Regions from separate parts of the Homo sapiens genome. Here regions 2 and 3 are each linked to region 1. The links are chromatin loops, found by intact Hi-C in ENCODE. Cell type or tissue: GM12878. All regions are shown on one strand.

Region 1 (5,000 bases):
TTAAGTCCTCAAAAGCAATTGCAACAAAACCAAAAATTGACGAGTAGACCTAATTAAACCAAAGAACTTCTGCACAGCAAAAGAAACTATCAACAGAGTAAACAGACAATCTACAGAATGGGAAAAATATTCTCAAAGTATGCATCTGACAAAGGTCTGATATCCAGAATCAATAAGAAACTTAAACAATTGAATCAGCAAAATCCAAATAATCCCATTAATAATGGGCGAAAGAAACAACAGACACTTCTCAAAAGGAAACATACACACGACCAGCAAGCGTATGAAAAAATGCTCGTCATCACTAAGCATCAGAGAAATGCAAATCAAAACCACAGTGAGATACCATCTCACATCAGTCAGAATGGCTAGTAATAAAATGTGAAAAAAACAGCAGATGCTGGCAAGGCTGTGGAAAAAAAGGGAACTCTTACACACTGTTGGTAGGAATGTAAATTAGTTCAGCAACTATGGAAAGCATTCTGGAGATTTCTCAAAGAACTTAGAACTATCATCAGTCCTGTTACTGGGTCTATACTCAAAGAAAAATAAATTGTTCTACCAAAAAGACACATGCACTCATATGTTTATTGTAGCACTATTCACAGTAGCAAAGACATGGAATCAACCTAGGTGCCCTTCAACAGTGAATTGGATAAGGAAAATATGGTACATATATACCACAGAACACTATGCAGTCATAAAAAAGAATGAAACTGTGTCCTTTGCAACAACATGGGTGCAGCTGGAGGCCATTATCCTAAGTGAATTAATATGGAAACAGAATACAAAATACACATGTTCTCATTTATAAGTGGGAGATAAACAATGGGTACTCATGGACATTAAGATGGCAACAATAGACACTAGGGACTCCAAAAGAAAGGAAGGAGGGAGAGGGGAAAGGATTGAAAACCTAACTATTGGGTACTATGCTCAGTACCTGGGTGATGGAATCAATTGAAGTCCAATCTCAGCATCATGTTTTAAGGAGGTTCTTGTAGTCATAGGGTCTATACTAGTTTCTTATGAGAAGAATATGTGGGTACTTCAGGGAAGGTGAGTAGGTGAATGTGATGTTTGAACTTCAGATGGAGGGAGGTTTATATTTTTCCAGGTTGTCCAGCAGGAAAGGAAAAATATTTTAGAGAGCAACTGACTCCCCGTGTCAAGGCCTTTTGGGGAATGACATGTTGTTTGGGGTGGCTTATTGAAGAGTAGAGGTACAGAGAGAGTTGGAACAGGTGAGAGGTGGGTTTGCTGTTCACAGGGCAGAGAGAGAAGAGTGAGTAGTCAGTGGCTATTCAACATGTGGAACAAGCTGTCATGCTGAGCTGTGTATCATGAAGTTTCAGAGCAGAATAGAAGACAGTCTTACCTTATCACGGCGAAAGCAGAGGCACTTTGTTTCAAAGATGAGAAAATTCAAGCTCTGAAGGAAATGGAACCTGGCTAAGATCACACAACTGTGAAGTTCTGAGCTGCGATTTCAACCCAGGTGTGTCTCACTGGAATGGAGCCTCTTCAAGGCAATGCCCTGTGGCGATAGGAGGTACATGGCCAAGCTGCAGGAAAGGGACACAAAGGAGAGAAATTCTTGTGTTGGACAGAGAAATGGCCATCTGTGCAGCCATTTTTGGGGGGATGGATGTCTGATGGGGGTGCTAGGGTAGAGGCAATGCCGGCAGGGCCAAGGTCCTAGAAGAAGTGTACTCACAGTCATACCTGTGGGGTATAGGTGCCAGAAAAACATAACCATTCAACAGAGTAGTTAGAGTGTTTTTAGCTGCTTGTTAAGAGCTTAGTACTGTGATTATGAGGATTTATACAACCATCATTCAGCATTTTAATTTAAACACTGGAATGCACATGAGATGACAAGCCCCCTTTCCTATGAATGTTCTAGAGGAAGGTGGCATCAGATGGGAGGAAGACAGCACTCAGAAGGTGTGAACTGAGGGTGGGGATGTGGAAACTTGGTCTGAAAGATCTAACGTTTTGGGAGTGGGTAGCAGATGGAGTTGTAGGGAAATGTGAGGAGACTCTGGGAGCCTTAGCAGCTGGCGAGGTTGGGAGGTTGGGGCAAGATCTTTATAAGAGATTTCCACCTTGAAAAATTCCCCATAGTAGGTGTGACCCAAGAACAGCGTGGGAAGCAGTGTGACAGACGCTGGGCTGTGAAGTCTCTATCCTTGTTACCATGGCATCTGCAGAAATGTTGTACTATATACAATAGCCTCCTGAGAGGTTCAGGGGAAATAAGAAAAATGTGGTTATGTTCTGGTTTTGGTTTGCATCATCCCCAGATGCAGAAAAATGTGGGTAGATGAACAATTCAGGCAGAACCAAAAATCAACTAGAGGAAACAACAACAACAACAATGAACTCACAATGATGAGTATGCCAAAGGAACACAAGAACCAATTGAAAATGTTTCCAGTGCCCAAAGTTAGAGTAATCTGAGTAAATACATAATTAAAGCAATATTGAATTATAAATCAAAGTATAAAATAAATAATAGTGAGTTCATACTGATGTAAATAACGATTAAATAAATGAGTGGAGAAGAGACAAATGTCTCATACAGAAGAATTTTAAAAATTTATATAGATATTTCACCCTCAAGGAAGTGGAGCATATTCCTTACTACTTAAGTATGAGGGACACACATGTCCTTCCAAAGAGTAGTGTATGGAAGTCAGGCAGGGAGAACGAGTTTACACTTTAGAAACATGCAAAACACTATCTCATAGGTGACCAAGGTTAACATTAAAAGTGACAAATTATGTTGATAGTACCATTTATATGATGTCATAAGAATGGTGCTTACTTCTGTGGTCTTCCTTCCCCAAACTCTTAACTCCAGTCTAATCTTGAGAGAAATGTCAGACAAAGCCAAATTGAGGAACATTTTACGAAATACCTGACTAGTACTCCTCAAACTGTCAAAAACACCAAAAACAATGGAAGTCTGAGAAACTGACACAGTCAAGAGGAGCCTAGGGAAACGTAACAACTAAGTGTAATGTGGTTCCTGGATGGCATCCTAAAACAGAAAAATAACATTAAAACTAAGGAAACTGAATACAGAGAAAGGACTTTATTTAATATTCACCAATGTGAATATATCAATATTTATCCACAAATTATAACCAACATGTCATACTAATGTAAGATGTTAATAATAGGGGGAAACAGGTGTTGAGTATATATAATATCTTCACTTTTTTGGCAAATAGAAAACTATTCTAACATTAAAAGTTTATTAAAAAATGATGAATTTTTGCCATAACATATGAATAATTACACTAAGTATAAATGGTCTAAGTCTACCAATTATAAGACAAAGATTAACAGGATGTAAACAAAAAAATGACCCAACTGTATGTTGTTTAAATACATTGATTTCAAATATCATAAGTAGGTGAAAGCAATATAACAAGCAAACATTAATCGAAAGCAGGAGTAACTGTATTAATATCAGATAAAGTAGACTTCAGAGCAAAGAAAATTGTCTAAGATGGAAAGGAATATTATTTAATGATAAAAGGGTCAATCTTTTTAGAAGACATAGTAATCCTTAATGTTTATTCACCTAATATAAAGGCTACAAACTATATGAAGCAAAAAGTGATATAACTTAAAGGAGAAATAGACAAATTTACAATTATAGTTGGAGTCTTTAAAATCCCTTCTCAATAACTAATTAAACAACTTAGACACAAATTCAGCAAAGATATATAGGAACAAGTTCAGATGCCGCCAACAACCAACAGGGTCTAATTGCATTTATAGAACACTCCACTCAACCACAGAAGAATACACAGCCTTTTCAAATTACCACAGAACATATTACCAAGATAGAACATATCCTTGGCCATAAAGCAAACAATGAGAAATTTAAAGGAATTAAAACCACACAGACTGCTTTCTTTATCACAATGGAATCGAACTAGAAATCAGTTGCAGGAAGACAATGAGAAAATATCCAAACACTTGGAAACTAAACAACATACTACATAATAATCCATGAGTCAAAGAAGAAGTCTTAAAGGAAAATTTAAAAGATACATTGGACTGAATAGAAATGAAAATGCAACATCTAAATTTGTGGTATTAAGCTAAAACAATGCTGTGAGGGAAATTCATAGGACTAAATGCTTATATTAGAAAAGGGTAAAGTTCCAAAATCAATAATCTAAGTCCCTCAAGAAACTTAAAAAAAAAGTCAAAGTAGACCAAGCAAGCAGAAGGAAGAAAATAATAAAGATAAAATTATAAATTAACAAAATTGAAAACAAAAAATTTTTAAAAAATCAGTGAAACAAAAAGCTGCTTCTTTGAAAATATCAATAAAATTTGCAAACTTCTAGCATGACTAAAAAAAGGTGACACAAAATGCTAATATTAAGAATGAAATAGCAAATATTACCACAGACTCTGAAGGAATGGAAAGAATAGTAAGGAAATACTGTAAACATCTTTACACCCATCAATTTAGCAACTTTGAAAAAATGGACCAATCCTTAAAAACACAAACAACCACAATGCATTCATTATGAAATGGATAATTTAAATAGCCATGTAATTATTATGGAAATTAAATTCATAAGTAGACACCCCTCAAAAAGAAATCTCCAGGTTTAGATGGTTTTACTAGAGTATTTTACCAGATGTTTAAAATAGAATTAACATCAATTCTACAAAGTCTCTGCCAGAAAGAGAATAATCTTTTATGAGACCAGCACAACATGATACCAAACCAAACCAGATTAAAAAAAGAAAATGACAGATCAATATCCCTCTCAAAAATAATGCAGAAATCCTTAATAAGACATTAGTGAATTTAGCAATATATAAAAAGAATTATACATTATGACCAAGTATGCTTTATTACAGGGGTCAAGGTTGTTTTAATATTGTAAAATTAATCAATAAAATCATATTAACAGGCCAAGGAACAATAACATGATTTTATCAACAGATTCAGAAAGAGCATT
Region 2 (5,000 bases), 72 kb after region 1:
TAAGAAAGGGCCTGCTTAATCAAAGAAAGGTATTATATATTTGCAACCTACAATCTAATAATCAATCTAATAATAGCAGTACTTCCCTTTGGGCATGATGGTTGCAGGGGTGGGAGAGCTTCACTGGCTGTTGTACACATAGATTCTCAGAGCTCATAAAAGAAATTATTTTAGTCGTATAATAATTTAATATGATTAATATTATACTTTTAAATATCTTACTTTTTCCTTTATAGAAACATATTTCTTAGAAATGGTAGACTTCATCAATTCCCTTTTTATAGAGGTGAGGAACTGAGTCTCAGAGAAGTTAAGTGAATTGCCCAAAGAATAAACAAATAAGTGGCCAAGATAAGACTTGGACTCAGAGTTTCTAACTCCAAAAGCCACATTCTTACAAGCAATTTCTATTGGACTTTAAGTTTACAAACCACTCTCATATAATCAACTAATTCAATTCTTACAATATTGTATTCAGTTGACATTTTCTACATTTTACTAAGAGAATCTACCAAAAGCTCCTCAGAGTTGGAGCCAGGACATATCCCATGTTGCTTGTCTCTAAATCTCTGAATTTTTAACTGTCACTGCTGAACTTTCTGTCCATCATATGTCCCTGAGAAATAGTGATGAAAAGAAATAAAAGTAACTGTGAGATTTTATTTTCTTAAAGTCAAAATTGTCAATGACAGAAAGATTCTTGTATTGTTTTAATTGCAGCTTCTCAGACCCTCAGATGACAGGTAGCATCAGACAGTTTGACTACTAACCATAGTTATCAGGGAAAGATGTTCTTGAAAGATGTGTTTGTTATGAACTAAATTGTATCTGCCCTAAAATTCATATGTTGAAGTCCTAAGCCCCGGTGCTTCAGAAGGTGACAATATTTGGAGATAGGATCTTAAAGAGGTAATTAAGATAAAATGAGGTCATTGGGTTGGGCATTAGTCCAATAAGATTTGTGTCCTATAAGAATAGGAAATTTGTAAGCAAATTAACACAGAGGCAGGAAATCAAATATCATATGTTTTTACTTATAAGGGGGAGCTAAACATTGAGTACTCATGGACATACAAATGGCAACAACAGACACTGTGGACTGCTAGAAGGGGGAGGGAGAGGAAGAGGTAGGGGTTGAAACACCAACTATTGGGTACTATACTCACTACCTGGGTGATGATGGGATCTGTCCTACCCCAAACCTCAGCAACATGCAATACAGACGTGTAACAAACCTGGACATGTATCCCCAGAATCTAAATAAAAGTTGAAATTCTAAAAAATGTTTTGAAAAAAGAATAGGAAATTTGGACACAGACATGTACAGAGGAAAGACCCCAAGGTATAGGGAGAAGATGGCCAACTGTATGCCAGGGAGACAGGCCTGGAACAGATCTTTCCTTCATGACCCTCAGAAGGGACCAACCCTGCTGAAACCTTGATCTTGGATTTCTGGATTCCAGAGCTATGAGAAAATAAATTACTGTTTTTTAAGCCATCTAGTTCCTAGGACTTTGTTATGGGAGCCCTAGCAATCTACTACAGTATTCATAAATAATTAATTAAACAAAGTCAAACATGGCTTTGTAAGTCTTGGCAAAATAGTACACTATCTTTGAAATGACAAGGAGAATTTCAGGATGAACATGCCTCCAGAAATTACAATTAAAGAAAATTTTCCTAGGGGTGGGAGGAAACTTTTGGAGCTGATGGAGGTCTATGACACAGATTCTGGTGATGGTTTCACCAGTTTATACTTATCTGCAAACTCATCAAATTGTATCCATTAAATGGGTTCTCCTTTTGATATGTTAATTATACATCAATAAAATGGCTTAAATACGCACACACACACACACACACGAATATTATTCAACTTCTCACAGTACGGGATACCAGGATATTGGTAATGTGATCAGTGTTACAGAGATGTCCAGCATTCAAACTTTGAGATTCTATAAGGCTTTGGTTAGATTATAGGGGTAACCTCTCTTCTAGGCTTAAGGAAGCTGACAGCTAGTGCTTGCTTACAAAGGTTTTATGGTAAGCAAGGATAGTGTGAGGTGATAGCAGAAAGCTAATTTTTAAAGTTATCCTTCATTTTTCTTCCATTTTCTGAGCATTTCATTATCTACCTTTTTCACTGTTAATTTATAAGCAGGACACCAGCAGCTTTCCTTTTCTATTGCCGCTAGGTGGCCTGATACAAGTTAGCAGTAATATTTGGAGAATGGCATATCCATCTGCAGTATAAAGTCAATTACTATCACGCCTGTAATCCCAGCACTTTGGGAGGCCAAGGCGGGTGGAGCAGAAGGTCAGGAGTTCAAGACCAGCCTGGCCAATATGGTGAAACCCCATCTCTAATAAAAAAATACATTAAAAAATTAGCTGGGCATGGTGGCGCACACGTGTAATCCCAGCTACTTGGGAGGCTGAGGCAGGAGAATCTCTTGAACTCGGGAGGCGGAGGTTGCAGTGAGCTGAGATCACACCACTGCACTCCAGCCTGGGCGACAGAGTGAGACTCCATCTCAAAAAAAACAACAAAAAACAATTACTAGAAACTGGCTTTTGTAACGCCAAGGAATTTTCCGTCATTCTTCTAGTATAAGGAAGCTCTTTTGGAAATGCAGTGGTAAGAAAGTCCATATGAAATTCATGAGTTTTGAGAGCTGCAAGGGGTGTTAATTCATCCAGTCCAATAACTTTGAACCATGGATGTACGTCATAATCATCCATGAAATTGTTTAAAGTCAAATATACCTGAATGTCCCTTGTTCCATGGGCCCAGGGTGAGCCTTGAGCATTTAGGGTTATGAAAATTGCCACAGGCGATTCTGATGTTCACTCTTGAAGAACCAGGACAACTTCCTCATTTACAGGCCTCACAATGACTCAGGGCTGTCTGGGCTGGAGCAGGCTTGGAGGCAGTTCTGAGTTCCAGCCACCTCCTTTCTGCTGCATCATAATCTCTTAGTGTTCTTTCAGTGTGTTTTGCTGTCCTCACTCTCCCCATCACCACAGCTTTCTCCTAGATTTAAATTTGACTTTGGCAAGAGAGGAGATCAGAAAAATATCACAAAACCTTATCAGATGAATGCTGAGCAATCAGAAAGCAAACATTTACCTCCTTCTCATCTTCATTACCCCCGGTGACCATAATTTCTATTTCATCACCAGCCTGGCTGGGCAGGCCCCTAATTAAATAGTTAGCTTCATCAGCTGCAGGCTTTGAGATAACAGTAGGCACAATAAACAATAGAATGTGACTCAGCTAGGTAGTTGTAGCTAATGAATGACAATCATATACAGAGTTTCAAGTGCACATTTCAGGGGATGCATTCAGTTAGAATATTATTAGTAGAATTGCTAACAGTACTAACCAGAACACTGAGACCTTATCTTTCCTATAATGGAGCCCTCCTCTAGTTTGGAGACCTGATGCAATCAGTCAAGCTTGCTTGCTCTTCTGCTTCCTTTGTGTTCAATACCAATTATAAGAAATATGGTATATAGGGGACCATACGTCTGTTTGCAGGTCTTAAGTATGTAAATTGGATTGTTTATATCTAGGTCTTCTGGAGAAAGACTTTGCTTATGTATTCAATTTATTTTCATTGCTTAGCAGTACTTAGTAAAAAGGCTTTTCAATGACCTCGGAGGCAGGATGGTCCAATCTAGTGGAAAGATCATTTCAGTAGGATCTGAAGACTCAGATTTTAGTTTCAGCTCTGCAAGAAAGAGGAAGGCACGAGTTCTGTTTCTCAAATGCAATAAGTTACTTATAAGGTTTGATCGATGGGTCATTGTGAGATAAGATAATCCATTCAAAAATACTTTGGGGATGACGCACTGTTGTGAAAATATGATGCTATTCTGGTCCAGTTCCATGGACTCATTGATATAGTCATTAAAAATAACACGATTAGCTTTCCAAGGCAATTTTCGGATTTTAATTTGTTTTTTTGAAATATAATATGATGGTAATTTTCTAAGTTTGGAATTGCTGTCTCTTCTATAGAAAATAATTGAAACTGAAAATATAATATAAATGTAATTAGATTTAAATGTCGCTAATATTTTTGGTTCTATTCTGTTGTGCCACTGGGGCAAGTGCCTATCTACTTGCTATGCCTGTAGCATCTTCATGTTTACGAAACAATTAACGTTTCCTAGAACCATTTGGAAAATGTTACGGTATCTTTACTTTGCTCAGCATAAACAGGGAGGCAGAAAGAAGCTCAAAACTATGGAAACTCAAGGGGCGGTGGCTTACCATACTCAGTAGAACCGTATTTATCCATGTTTTCCCCCCAGATCTCCCAATTTATTAGATTCCCACATTAGGAGGAATCATCCCTTCCAAACTGAAACTTTGTTTGTGGAGAAATGTCTTGGGATTGATTACAAAGGGAGAATTATCAAATAAATATTCCACTTTTATGTTATTGTTTTGACTGGAATATAATTGTAAGGTCTTAGAGACACAGAGCAAATATATTATTCATTTGTACATTAATTTTTAAAGGAAAACATTTTAGTCTGATTATGAATACTACAAGCAGCATAATACTAGACAATAAAGAAATGTATAAAGATGCTGGCTAAATCACCCATAATTCTGCTTTCAAGAGTTAATACCATTTGGTGTGCCCCTTAAGACTTCTTCCTTCTCATGTTCACTTAGAAAAAAATATATATCTTTGTGTATGGTTTATAAACAGTGGGATGCTATTACATGCTGTTTTGCAAGACATTATTTTCATTTGATGGAATACCTTTTATTGTTTTCGAGTAAATGCGCCTGTGCATCATCATTTTTCATGGCTTTAGTTTCTTTCCTTTTATGGACTGGCCATCATTTAATTTTCCAAACACTTTTATGAGCCCTGAAAGTTGTTTCCAATTTTTTATTGTTATAAACAATGCTAAACTTTAAGCACTGTTATTTAATGTGAAAAACAGGGCTCAGGCTGTCTGCTGTACAGGCTTTACGT
Region 3 (5,000 bases), 580 kb before region 1:
GGTGGATCACCTGAGGTCAGGAGTTCAAGACCAGCCTGACCAACACGGTGAAACCCTGTCTCTACGAAAAATACAAAATTAGCTGGGCGTGGTGGCACATGCCTATAATCCCAGCTACTTGGGAGGCTGAGGCAGGAGAATTGCTTCAATCTGGGAGGTGGAGGTTGCAGTGAGCTGAGATCGCGCCGTTGCACTCCAGCCTGGGCAACAAGAATGAAACTCCATCTCAAAAAACAAAAAACAAAAAGCAAAACAACCGTGATGTCAACAGCTCCATTTTACAGATGAGGAAACTGTGGTCCCGAGAGGTCACAGAGTAACTTGCTTGAAGTCTCAATATGAGCTGGGTTTTCTCATTTCTTTTTTTTTGATACTGAGTCTCACTCTATTGCCCAGGCTGGAGTGCAGTGGCGTGATCTCGGCTCACTGCAACCTCCGCCTCCTGGGTTCAAGTGATTCTTCTCCTGCCTCAGCCTCCCAAGTAGCTTGGACTACAGGTGTGCACCACCACACCCAGCTAATTTTTGTATTTTTAGTAGAGATGGGGTTTCACCATGTTGGCCAGGCTGGTCTTGAACTCCTGACCTCAAGTGATCCGCCCGCCTCGGCCTCCCAAAGTGCTGGGATTACAGGCGTGAGCCACTGTGCCGGACCAGGTTTTCTCATTTCTAATTTAGACAATATGTTCCTCTCAGAGGTGATTAAAATGGATTCATATACCAAACAAGCCTGGCCCACAGTGGAACTAATGAATGTTTTCAGTGAAGGTGCCCTTGTATCCCTGCCTCTGAACACATCTCATCTGTCCAGCACAGCCTGGGCACATAGCAGGTACCCCGGAACCCCCGCTGATTGGTGATGGAGCTTCTGTCTCCCTAAGGCCAGGGAATGGGAAGACCAGCACTACCACATGCAGAAGATTGGGGAGTCACTGCTTGTGTCTGTCTGGACAGATCACGGTTTGCTGTGGTAACAGCAATCCCCAGGTCTCAGAGGCTTAAAGCAACAGAGGTTTATTTCTTGTTCACACTGCATGTTCATCACTTATCTGCTTTATGTTGTCCTCACTGGGGGGACCCATAGTGATTAGTGGGAACACCCCTGGTGGCTTGGACAGAGGGACAGAGAACATGATGATCCCTGTGTCCTGCCACTGAGTCCTGGTGGCCTTTAAGATGCCTATGGGAAGGGGATTAGGTTCCTGCTGCCTGTCTCTGCCCTGCCGTGTCAGTCCTTGGATATCTTGCATGTTCCATCCGCTACCTGGATGTGGCCTGTAGGGGCAGCCACCTTTCCTAGAAGCAGGAGCAGGTAGCGATACCCAGGCAGGCCTGGTCCTCCCCACTTTTGTGGGACTCGGGGATTGAGCTTGCAGGCATAGGGGTGTAGAAAGCAGTGGTAGCGAGGTGACTGAAGGTGGACTCCCACTGGGGATGGGATTGAGTGTGGGGCTAGATCCCTGGTCTGTAGAAGGGAGTAGGAACCCTGTTAGTTAAATTTTCCCCCTCAGGCCACGTTAGTAGGATTTTGAAGAGTCAGCCACACTGTGGCTCTTGATTTTGTGCCTGGTCACCTGCTTGGTCTCTGGTGATTTCCCTCGGGGCCAGCAGACACTGTTGGAGGTGGTGAGGCCTCAGGTTCTTCTGCTTCATGGTTAACTCACTCTGCTTAGGCATATTTCCACCTTTTCCAGGGCCTCCGTTTTTCTGCCAGTGGATTGAGAGGTGGTGGTGGTCTCCAGCAGTGGTCTCACTCTTGGCAGGCTATCAGAGTACCCAGGGAGCTGCGTAGAATGAAGTTTTGAGAGTCTTTGGTCTAGGTGAATGCCAGCGTTTCAGTTTGCTTATCTTCCATTATAGTAGTGTCCTCTGTAACTGTGAATCAGGGAGGTTATTCATAATATCTCCACATCCATTTTCTCCCTTAATTGCGTATGCTTTTGATTTAGACAGGGCAAGTAGCCATTTTGGTGGAGCGCAGGCCCTGGCAGGGGGGCAGTGTCCAGTGCCGCTCTCAATTAAACGTGAAGATGTGAAGATGAATAACACTGTCCAGCTTGCAGAGTGGACGGTGGTGAGGCAAGCTTTCAAGTTGCACCTACTTTCTAGTTGAGTGACCTACACAAGTCTTTGATTTTTTTTTTTTTTCTTCCTGGAAAAAAAAAGTTGTCTACTTTTCTCATCTGTAAAGTGAGAAGAATCAAGTCTGCCTTTTCTGTCTCACGGGGTTGCAGTGAAGCATTAGTACCCTGAGAAGCAAGATCCAAAGCCCCTGAGTTAGGCCTGACACTGGTGTGAGACAGCTGCCATCTCTGGCGGCACTCAGCAAGTGTTCACCAGCAGCTGATTCTGGGAACCTCACTTCCTCCGCCCTTGGGCTTGGTGGGGTTGGGTAGGGTTGGGTGGGGCTGTGGTTTTCTTTTAGGAGGCAGCAGGCCAGGCCTGGAGACCAGAGCTTAAGTGGGCCTGGGCAGGCTGGGGTTGAAACTCTTCACCCCTTGCGGTCTGTACTGCCTCCCAACTGAGCAGCCAGGGAGAAGGCCTAGAGCCTGTGCCTTTCAGCTAGATAGCTGGAGGAACTGGCTCCTCCCTCCTTAGGCTGTGCTGGCCTGAGCTGGGAGCCTGAGAGCTGGGGCAGTTGTCTCTAAAGTGGCTTCTGGGATTCTGGTAAGAGGTGAGCTCCTGGTGCTGCCTCAGAGTCTTTGTGTTTCCTGGCATTTGGGAGAGCTGGAGTTGGGCTGTCCTGCATGGGTAAGGTTTGGGGAGGGACTGGAACAAGGGGCTAGTGAACCTTCTCTGGGTTTTTCCTGCCTGACTATGCGTTGACAGTCCCAGCTGTTGGGCCTGTGCTCCTGTACACTGCACGGCCTTGAGAGGAGTTCGGAGCCCTAACATCCAGGAGAGAGGCCCCACAGCAGTGGAAGGAAATGGGCCTCTCCCGAATCTCTTGTTTGTACCCCGAGGTCTGAGTGGTGATCCTGGGGATGCTATGGGACTCTCAGCAGTAGGAGTGTGTCTGTCCCCAGTCTGGGTGCCCACCAGCTGTGCTGAGGGTCCTCTCCTGTGTCCCTGGGCCAGGCAGACAGGGTCTTTTTCTGGGGCTTGTTAGGGGAGGTCAGCCACAGCCCCAGACCAAGTAATTTACACACCCTGAGTGAGGGGTGGGAGCAGTGGGTCCAGGAAGACTTAGGGAGCTGGTGAAAGAAAAACTTAATTCTGACACTTGTTAAACTGGTAAGGTAGACTGTATCAGGACTATTACGATAGATGTAGGAATTATCGCAATGGATTTTGCAGTAGAGGGGAGAGAGTGGGCCAACTCCAAATACAACAAAGAAAAGTGGGAACTTATAGCCAAGGAGCGGAGTGTGGGGGCTCCTGAAAATTTCTAAGAGGGTAGGGAAATTTTTACTAAACTTAGCTAACTGAATTCTTGCTGCAGGCAGGCCAGGGTGATCAGGTTTTACCTGGGAGATAGTACAGGATGAGAAATACGTTCAGATATCCAGGGTGATTAGATATTGAGGTTGGGGGATTCTGGTTAACAGGAGTTTTGCTAAAACTAGGCTCTTAGAGAGAATGGAGTTAGGAACCCTAGGTCAGGACCAGATGAGTAGAGGGCTCAGAGGAATAAAGTTTGGTGAGGGACAGAATCTCTGTCAGTATCCCGTGGTTGGCAGTGTCCTGTCCATTCTTCTTGCACTGGCCTGTCCCTCAGGAGACAGGTGTGAGTGGTCCTGAGCTTGGGCCAGTGTAAGAGTAGGGGACAGGTTTCTCTCCTTGTAGGTGTCCCTTCTTGTAAGTGTCACTCTCTTTTTTTCCAGAAACCTTGGTCCTTTTCAGCATCTGCTGGCCCCTTGTCCCTTGGCTCCCTTGCTCTTGGCCTGCTGGATTTCCCCTCTGCACCCAGGAAATCGCATGGACCTGGGTCCTTGTTTCCCTACAGCCCACCAATTTTGCTGCTTTTTTCTGCCCCCTGAAGCTGAGCTCCTGCTGCAATTTGTGTTCCCTGCTCTCCCTGTCCTGGGCAAACCAGTCTGACAACTTTGTGGTTCTCGCTCCCGCCTCCATCAGCCTGGGGATTGACTGTCCCATTTGTCTGAGCTGGGCAGAGGGAGGTGCTGTGGGGGATCTCTTCCTCTTGCCTGGACTGCACACTCCTGCTGCCTTCTAGCCGGAGCTCCTGGGCATTTTGCCTATGGGAGCTTCACCAGCTTCCTTCTGTCTGAGGCCTACAAGTCCCTGCCTCCAGCCTACCTTGTTCCTCCTCCATGAGTGAGGCTCCTCCTTTTCTCTCTGGCCCTCCTGTCTACTTGATCAGACTCTGCCTCTCTTGAGGGCCGGCTCCCTCCAGCCTACCCTGCACAGGTGACCCTGTTTGGCCTGCCTCCTTTTCTTGAGGCTGATCTTGTCTCAACAGTCAGCTTTTCAGGAACCAGGCCCTTGCTGTTGTAAGGAAAACCTGTCGGCTGTGGATGGGGCCTTCCCTCCTTCCTAAAGGCTCTGTAGCCAGCTTCCACCCTTGCAGTGGAACAGTGGTGGTGCCAGAACCCTGCTCTCTGCAGCCATCCTGCCTACCACAGTCATTGTGTTTTGTAACTCTAGTAGCTTCTTGTGAAATACAAGTGATGGTATAAACGTGGATAGGTTTTTGAGGGGGGCATGCCAAAATCAGAGTTGGTGGTAGTGGTGGGGGATTCATTCCCAAGGGCTCTGGGGTGCTAAGTGTGTGAGCAAAGAGGAACAAGTGGCATGTGCCCAGGATGGGGTGGGGCGGGCAGGTTTAGTTGAGGGCTCCTCTGGTGTAGGGTAGCCCTGACGCTCCCCTCCATGGCATGACTGATGAGGTGGCAAAGGCAGGTGCCAGGATTTGGTGTGTTGAAGATTAGTGCCTGGGTTGGGCTCTGCTCACTCCTGCAGAAAGACGGTTGGAGAGGGGCTGGTCTTGGTTTCACAGAGGATTGTGGGATTACAGGCAAGACCTGCTGAGGGCTTGCACTG

What was found. Hi-C counts contacts between places; a loop is a spot of excess contacts. Peaks named below come from ENCODE experiments on the same cell type or tissue, not always from the same donor. Only the 100,000 strongest peaks of a DNase experiment are listed, where the experiment ranks them.
Region 2: it touches region 1 in a loop (3-fold over the local background); 1 of 110 quality-filtered maps calls a loop at or near these places.
Region 3: it touches region 1 in a loop (4-fold over the local background); 1 of 110 quality-filtered maps calls a loop at or near these places.

What each region holds. Positions count from the first base shown.
Region 1 is chr10:81,034,242-81,039,241 of GRCh38, forward strand. No RefSeq gene overlaps it. Among named protein-coding and RNA genes, the nearest start is that of LINC02655, 390 kb to the left of the region's middle. In GM12878, no CTCF peak of the experiment used is centred here; DNase peaks (open chromatin) are centred at 264, 1,382 and 2,230; H3K27ac peaks cover 749 bases.
Region 2 is chr10:81,105,812-81,110,811 of GRCh38, forward strand. No RefSeq gene overlaps it. Among named protein-coding and RNA genes, the nearest start is that of LINC02655, 460 kb to the left of the region's middle. RefSeq lists an enhancer at 3,095-3,174. In GM12878, no CTCF peak of the experiment used is centred here; DNase peaks (open chromatin) are centred at 2,990 and 3,250; H3K27ac peaks cover 456 bases.
Region 3 is chr10:80,456,835-80,461,834 of GRCh38, forward strand. All of the region lies in intron 1 of TSPAN14 (tetraspanin 14), which reads left to right. Among named protein-coding and RNA genes, the nearest start is that of TSPAN14, 5.0 kb to the left of the region's middle. RefSeq lists enhancers at 1,309-1,388, 4,272-4,351. In GM12878, a CTCF peak has its summit at 2,319; DNase peaks (open chromatin) are centred at 307 and 2,347; H3K4me3 peaks cover 4,124 bases; H3K27ac peaks cover 3,715 bases.